Regions from separate parts of the Homo sapiens genome. Here region 2 is linked to region 1. Evidence: chromatin loops called from intact Hi-C (ENCODE). Cell type or tissue: heart left ventricle. All regions are shown on one strand. Region 1 holds the start of TCP11 (t-complex 11). Region 2 overlaps ANKS1A (ankyrin repeat and sterile alpha motif domain containing 1A).

The links. Hi-C counts contacts between places; a loop is a spot of excess contacts. Peaks named below come from ENCODE experiments on the same cell type or tissue, not always from the same donor. Only the 100,000 strongest peaks of a DNase experiment are listed, where the experiment ranks them.
Region 2: it touches region 1 in a loop (2.2-fold over the local background); 9 of 110 quality-filtered maps call a loop at or near these places.

Annotation. Positions count from the first base shown.
Region 1 is chr6:35,137,697-35,141,696 of GRCh38, forward strand. TCP11 (t-complex 11) reads right to left here and starts at 3,643. Exons shown (of 10, transcript NM_001370687.1): 1 at 3,509-3,643; 2 at 3,051-3,188. The coding sequence starts at 3,174. In heart left ventricle, CTCF peaks have their summits at 2,396 (motif pointing left) and 2,596; a DNase peak (open chromatin) is centred at 3,685; H3K4me3 peaks cover 659 bases.
Region 2 is chr6:35,072,845-35,076,844 of GRCh38, forward strand. The region is part of intron 13 of ANKS1A (ankyrin repeat and sterile alpha motif domain containing 1A); the gene reads left to right. Among named protein-coding and RNA genes, the nearest start is that of TCP11, 66 kb to the right of the region's middle. In heart left ventricle, no CTCF peak of the experiment used is centred here; no DNase peak of the experiment used is centred here.

The sequences.
Region 1 (4,000 bases):
TACGTGGTGTATAAAATGCAGCCGTATACAATAAATCATATTTTATCACTCTCTTTTGATGCAGCATCATGATTTTTCACAGAAAATTATTTGGCTCCAAGATGTGGAGGAGATGTAGATGAACAAAGATTGGCCACGAGTTGATCATTGTTGAAGCTGGATGATGGATAAATGGGGGCTCATTGTATTAGTCATTCTATTTCATAAATGTATAATTTTTCTATAGTAAAAAGATTTGAAAATGTAAAAAGGAAAAATAAGGTTACTGTAGAAAAGTTACACAGGAGAATGCCCCTGTTCTTAGATACATGATGAAATATTTAGAGGTAAAGTCATGACTTTGTATCTCACCCCAGTTAAAATGGCTTTTATCCAAAACTCAGGCAATAACAAACGCTGGTGAGGATGTGGAGGAAAGGGAACCCTCATACACTGTTGGTGGGAATGTAAATTAGTACAGCCACTATGGAGAATAGTTTGGAGGTTCCTCAAAAACCTAAAAATAGAGCTACCACATGATCCAGCAATCCCACTGCTGGGTATATACCCAAAAGAAAGGAAATCAATCTATCGAAGAGATATCTGCACTCCCATGTTTATTTCAGCACTATTTATGATAGCCAAGATTTGGAAGCAACCTGTGTCCATCAACAGACAAATGGTAGATATACACAATGGAGTGCTATTCAGCCAAAAACAAAAAAACAACACAAGATCTTGTTATCCGCAACAACGCAGATGGAACAGGAGGTCATTATGTTAAGTGAATTAAGCCAGGCACAGAAAGAAAAACTTCACATGTTCTCACTTATTTGTGGGAGCTAAAAATTAAAACAATTGAACTCATGTAGATAGAGAATAGAATGACAGATAACCAGAGGCTGGGAAGGGTAGTTGGGTGGGGGGTTGGGGGGTTGCAGGGAAGCACAGATGGTTAATGGGTACAAAAAATAGAATGAATAAGATCTAGTATTTGAGAGAACAGAATGACTGTAGTCAACAATAATTTAGTTGCACATTTTAAAATAACTAAAAGAGTATAATTGGATTGTTTGTAACACAAAGGATAAATCCTTGAGATGATGTGTACCGCATTTACCCTGATGTGATTATTACACATTGTATGCCTGTATCAAAATATCCCATATACCTGATAAATATACACACCTACTATGTACCCACAAAAATTTAAAAATTAAAAGAAGTCAAGGCCAGGTGCTGTGGCTCTTGCCTATAATCCCAGCACTTTGGGAGGCTAAGGCAGGCAGATCACCTGAGGTCAGGAGTTCGAGACCAGCCTGGCCGACATGGTGAAACCCCGTCTCTCCTAAAAATACAAAAATTAGCTGGGCATGGTGGCACATGCTTATAATCCCAGCTACTCAGGAGGCTAAGGCAGGAGAATCGCTTGAACCCAGGAGGTGGAGGTTGCAGTGAGCCGAGATCGCACCATTGCACTCTAGCCTGGGTGACAGAGACTCCGTCTCAAAAAACAGCTAGTTTATAAAAAAAAAAAAACCCATCAACAACAACAAAAATTAAAAGAAGTCAAGACGTTGCAATTTTAAAAGGCAGGAGGGGGAAATACAGGGAGAGAGAAAAAGCAATACGGCAGAATATTAACACTGTGGGCATTCACTGTATTATTTTTTACTTTCCAGCAGACTTACGATATTTAAAAATAAAAAGTTAAGGAGATTGTAGACCTTTACCAAAAATCCACTGAGTCTCTGCTTAGGTAAACATGAAGGTGAACTGGACCTTAAGTGGACGCTTGAGGTTCCCTTTATTTCTGCAGCCTCTCTGAAGTCTTTAGTTTCAGCCAAAATGGCAAAACACAATCAAATATGTAAACAGACTCACTGCTAATTCACTAATGCTAAATGAGAGCTAAGAGAAAATCTTCAGAAGGGGATTGAACTACAGCAGCTTATTGAGGGACGGAGGGAAATATACACAGAAACACTTTCCAACTACAACAAATCAAAGTTCATAGCCTGCCTTGATAAGACTTCTGTTGCTCAAAAGTTACACAGCACTAAGCAATTCCAAAACAGCTCTAAAATTCAGGAATGAGGAGAGCTCAAAGAGAAATTAGAGATAAAATTTAACCGAAATAGATTTTAAAAATCCAGATCCCAAGGACAAAGACATTTTCAAGTAATATAACAACCAAGTCAACCTAATACACAAAATTTCAAATTTTTTTAAAAAGGAATTTGATTATTCATTTTACTGAGAGTTGTTTTATATATGGACTCATTTAAATAGACACCTCAAAAACTTAAATTGTGTGTACAAAAAAACGGATTTTTCATCCTACCTCAGGTTCATAGCTGTTGGAAATGACCCCAATATGCCTTTTGGTGCCATTCAGTTAACCAGCAGCGACCTCATGTGGCCACAAGAAAAACCAATCTAATTCAGCCGCAAAGCCTCAATCTAATTTTTCGCATTTCAATAGTCAAGAATTTTATCTTGAGTTGTTGCACACGGACAGCTCCTCAGTTTGATGACTAGTTACGTTCTCTGGAGATTAAGAGAAATACAGCATGAGTCCCAGTGAGACTGGACCTACCACGAAGCGCGGAGAAGACCTTGTGCCCCAACAAGAACACAAAAGAACACCCACTACAGAACCGAGCTAGAGACTGGGCCCAGGACACTACTATTTCTTGAGTTAGCAAAGCGCTGAGAAAACCCAATTCCCGTCTGGGATCATTTGGGTTCTTTAAAATCAATCCCAGATCTATCTGCCAATCCCCCCTACATATTCAAAATACAATACAAAGGAGGGCTTTGAACCGACTCAGTCTCAAATCTTGTCAGATTCAAGTAATCACGCTTGGGTCACTTCTTTCTCTAGAACCAAAAACTCTTTGAAGACCTCTGCCCTCGGGCCTGTAAGTAAAGGCGGGTGGGGGAGAAACGGAGAAAGACAAACGAGAGAGGGATAGTGAAGAGAGAAAACTTGGGGGATGGGGGGGCCTGCGGACCCCCCACACTAAGCACCCCCTAGGGGGCCACAGGGACTGCCGAGCTGGACCTACAGGGAGGGGGGTCCTCGGAGCCGCTCTTGTCTTCCTGGGGGGGTCCTGAGGTTTCGGGCTTACAGGACCTGCCCTCTGAGTCGCCAGGATATTTCGGGGGCACACTCTCCTTGACGTCTGGCATTTTGCTGATGGTATCTGGGTGAGGGAGAAAGGCGTGTTGTTGGCGTCGGGGAAGGGGCCTCCCCAATTGCCAAGGGGGTCCCTGGGGGCGGCGGGAAGGGGGGTAGCGGCCTCAGGGTCTTGGGGGTGCTGAGGGGCAGAAAGGGGCAAAGGAGCGTGGAGGAGCGGAAGTCGAGAGTGGGACAGAAGTGGAGCGCTGGGCGGCAACGAGGAAACTAAAGCCACAGAAGCCCGGCGCAGGGCGGGAAGCGTGGGAAGGCCCCTTCCTTCGCGGCGAGGTGCCCCCCTCGCCCGAAACGCCGGCCCAGGCCCGCCTCCGGCTCCCAGGCCGTCACCTCCTCCTCCCCCGCCGCGGGTCATCCACTGGCGTCCGCTCGGTGGGCCTCGCGGCCTGGCGGCCTGGAGCGTACCACCGCGGCGGAGCGGCGGGTTGGGGCGTCGCACGGTGAGAAAGGCCGGGGCCTGAGAACAAACCGCCGCGGTCGCCGGGGCAACGGGACGGGGCACGTGCCCCCCCCGCCAGAGCCGGAAGCGGCAGGCTCGTGCGTCCCTCCTGAGCTCGAAGCCAACCAGGCCTCGAGCGGCTCGCTGCGGCCGGTTCATGCCGGTCAGCTCCCGCCCCTCGAGAAGGATGGCCTGGAACTGCTGAGACGAGGCCAGAGCATGCATGGGGCTTTTCTTCAGGCTGTTTGGACAGCCGAGAAGCCGAGCCACACCCAGGAGGGTTGTTTCACAGCGTGTGCCGCAGGGGCGCAGGGGCCGCGCTCTTTCCTCACATGTGGGAGAAGCGGAGGAGCCGCCAGGGCTGGGGCCAGGCTCTGCCCACT
Region 2 (4,000 bases), 65 kb before region 1:
TCCTGCTCCTGCTGTCTGGCAGGCGTCTGCCCGCACCCCCACACTTTGCTTTTGTCTTCAGTACACCCTGCCTGCCCCAGCAGGAAGAGCCGAGGAAGACGACTGGGGTTGGTCAGATGGGGCCTGAGCAGTCCCTTTGCCATGCTCTAGTACCATGGCCTTGGATAAGTCCAGTCTGCTCTCCAAGCCTCAGTTTCTTTCTGTGTAATGTGAGCAGCTCCTATCTGAAAGGTTTATTGGGCGGATTTTTGCAGGTCATGGGTGTGAAGCCCCTAGCACAGTGCTGGACTGTGGTCAGAACTCAGTATCACTGGCCCGCATCTTCACTGTGAGCCCAGGACAGGCCACACGTCACACGTCACCTCCCACAAAGCCCGGCAGAGGGTGCCCAGGGAACTCTTGTTATGCCCAGAGCTCAGTGACCCAGGGGAGCACTTCTTGCTGTCCCCTTCCCTTGAGTTCTCCAAAGCAGGCCATGGCCATGATCACAGGCTGAGGAGCCAGGCCGCCAGGGGCCATCCTGGCTCTGCCTCTTCCATGGGAGCACTTTTTCCTCTGCAAAGCGGGGAGCAGTCGGACACCTGCCGGCGATATGAAGTCTGAGCGAGTCAGGACAGGGGGAGGCCCAGATCCCAGGCGAAGATCAGTGCTCTGTCCCGCCTTGGTTGCTGGGAGCCCTCCTGTCCCCTCTTCCTCAGGGACTGGACCCAAACCAGGCCAGGCCGGAAGACTAGTTGTGTGTTTCAGATGTCACTTGGAGTTGTGAAGCTTTTATCAAAGCTGAGACAATCCCTGTTAACTAAAATCCCTAGGACAATGAACTGTTGTCCTTTATTCACTTCCTAATTATAGAAGTGTCCTGCCATGTAGTAAGTACTCAGTAAATGTTAGCATGGTAGCAGATAAAGTAGAAAATCTCTTTTCCCCCATGACCCTCCTTGTGAAGAGGTTTCTAAAAGCCAGTGGTCCCTTCTCCCTGAGTAAAGAGGGTGTGGTAACTTCCAGAAACGTTTCTTGCCCTTTGAGGATATGTGGCACTGAGTAGTCACCACACAAGCTCATCCCCCGGTGCGGAGATATGGCTACTTCAGGAATTGGGAGGACCCCGCGCTGCGCCCGGAATGTGCTCTGGCAATGGTTTGCCTTTCTTTTCTGTCATTTCCTTTATTTTTGTGTGTTTCCATTCATCTCTTGTTCCTCAAAGCTGCACACAGCCCGCCCTTCTGCTGGCCAAGGTCTGGTTAGCAAAGGGCCTGTCTCCGGCGGATCTGGCTTTCCTCGCTGTCAGCCTTCAGGTGCCCTGAAAGCTGGCGAAGGTTTCTGAGTCAATGCTGGGGTTGAGTGGGAGTTTAGAACATCACTGCGGTGCCGCAGTCACTCTTGGACGTCCACGTCCTCTTGGAGGTTTGAGGCAGGCTCAGCTCAGCCGTTCGCTTTGGTATCCTCATAATCAGGTAGAAAGTCTGGGCCGGGGCCAGGGGCAGTGGTGCACACCTGTAATCCCAGCACTTTTGGGAGGTCGAGGCAGGAAGATTACTTGAGCTTAGGGGTTCAAGACCAGCTTGGGCAACATAGTGAGACCCCATCTCTACAAAAAAAAAAAATAGCCAGGCATGGTGGTACATGCCTATGGTACCAGCTACTTAGGAGGCTGAGGCAGGAGGATCACTCGAGCCCAGGTCAAGGTTGCAGTGAGCCATCATCACACCACTGCACTCCACTTTTAAAAAAAAAGTCTGGGAAGGCGGCTGCCTCTCTCTGCCTTTCTGCAACAGCAGACGTTAGATTTGGTCCCAGAGCCACTGTAGGAACTCTGTGGTGACTCTCAGATTTGGGGGTGACTTGGCTGGCCTCAGACCTGGAGTGGTGCCCAGGCCTCGCTTGTGCCCAGCAAGGGGTGTGTTCTGCAGGTGGAGCAGAGTAGTGGGCTTCCAGCCTGGCTTTGGGGCTCTCTTCACCTGGGCTCTCTGAAGCTTAAGTCTGGCAGTGTCCTCTGTGGGACAACGTTTATGTCACCATGCACAGGCTCTGGGGAGACTCCCGTGGCCAGCAGTCACCACACGGGGCGGGGGCCAAGCAAGTCATGGTCTGCATGAGCTGGCCCAAGTCACTTAGCTTTTCCAAGTGTAAAGTAATGCCCACCACAACAGAGTAAAAGTCCAGAAAGAGGCCCAGAAATACACAGGAATTTCAGACACCATAGAGGCCATTCCAGATTGGGGGGAAAAGATAGCTCATCAAGAAATGGACAGCTTGCTGCCAGGGCAAAAATAAGGTTGGATCTTGACTCTTACACCTTACAGCAAAATAATTTCCAGATGGATTAAAGATTTAGCTATAAAAAAGGAAACAAATTACAGGAAAAAATATAGAAGAATGTAAAACACAATCTTGGAAAGGCAAGATCTTTTTAAGCCTGACATAACTGAGAAGCTCTGCAAGAAAAGTTGGGTACACTTAGCTACAAAAAATAGATTTCTACATGAACAAAGCCAGCATAAAAGCCAAAAGATAAATAGCAAACTGGAAAACAAATATCTAACTCATTTCATAGATAAAAGGTTAATTTTCTTTTTTTTTTTTTTTTTTGAGATGGAGTCTCGTTCTGTCACCCAGGCTGGAGTGCAGTGGCGCGATCTCAGCTCACTGCAACCTCCGCCTCCTGGGTTCAAGCGATTCTCCTGCCTCAGCCTCCCGAGTAGCTGGGATTACAGGCGTCCGCCACCACACCTGGATAATTTTTGTATATTTAGTAGAGACGGGGTTTCACCGTGTTGGTCAGGCTGGTCTCGAACTCCTGACCTCATGATCTGCCCACTTCGATCTCCCAAAGTGCTGGGATTACAGGCCGAGCCACCGCGCCTGGCCAAAAGGTTAATTTGCTTTATTTTTTGTTGTATGTACACACACATACACACACACTTGTGCACACACATATATTGTTGTTTTTGTTTGGAAACAGGCTGGACTGCAGTGGTGCAATCATGGCTCTCTGTAGCCTTAATCTCCCAGGCTCAAGTGTTCCTCCCACCCAGCTTTCCAAGTAGCTGAGACCACAGCTGCGCACCACCATTCCTGGCTAATTTTTTTATTTTTGTAAAAACAGAGTCTCACTGCGTTGCCCAAGCTGGCCTCAAACTCCTGGGCTCAAGTGATCCTCCCACCTCACCTTGGCCTCCAAAAGTGTTGGGATTACAAGCGTAAGCCATTGCACCTGGCCAATTTTCTTATTATGTAAAGAACTCCTACATAGCTACGCAGAAAAGACCGACAACTTCATAGAAAAACTCTGAGGCTGTCCGGGCGCAGTGGCTCACGCCTGTAATCCCAGCACTTTGGGAGGCCGAGATGGGCGGATCACGAGGTCAGGAGATCGAGACCATCCTGGCTAACACGATGAAACCCAGTCTTTACTAAAAATACAAAAAATTAGCCAGGTGTGGTGGCGTCCCAGCTACTTGGGAGGCTGAGGCAGGAGAATGGCGTCAACCCAGGAGGCAGAGCTTGCAGTGAGCTGAGATCGTGCCACTGCACTCCAGCCTGAGCGACAGAGCGAGACTCTGTCTCAAAAAAAGAAAAACTCTGAGGCTATAAGCCAGTTAACTCAAGGAGCTCTGGGTGTCCCCAAGTGTGCGGCACCAGGGCCATGTGGACAGCAGCATTGGGGCTGAATCTGGCTCCAAATGCACTTACCATGTGACCTTGGCAAGTCACCAGGGCTTTATGGGCCTCAGCTTCCTCAGTTGTAGGGTGGGAATAACAACAGTCCCAATTTTGTTTTGTTTGGTTTTGTTTTGTTTTTGAGGTGGAATCTTACCCTGTCGCCCAGGCTAGAGTGCAGTGGCGTGATCTCGGCTCACTGTAACCTCTGCCTCCCAGGTTCAAAATGATTCTCCTGCCTCAGCCTCCCGAGTAGCTGGGATTACAGGCGCCTGCCACCACGCCCGGCTAATTTTTTGTATTTTTAGTAGAGACAGGTTTCACAATGCTGGCCAGGCTG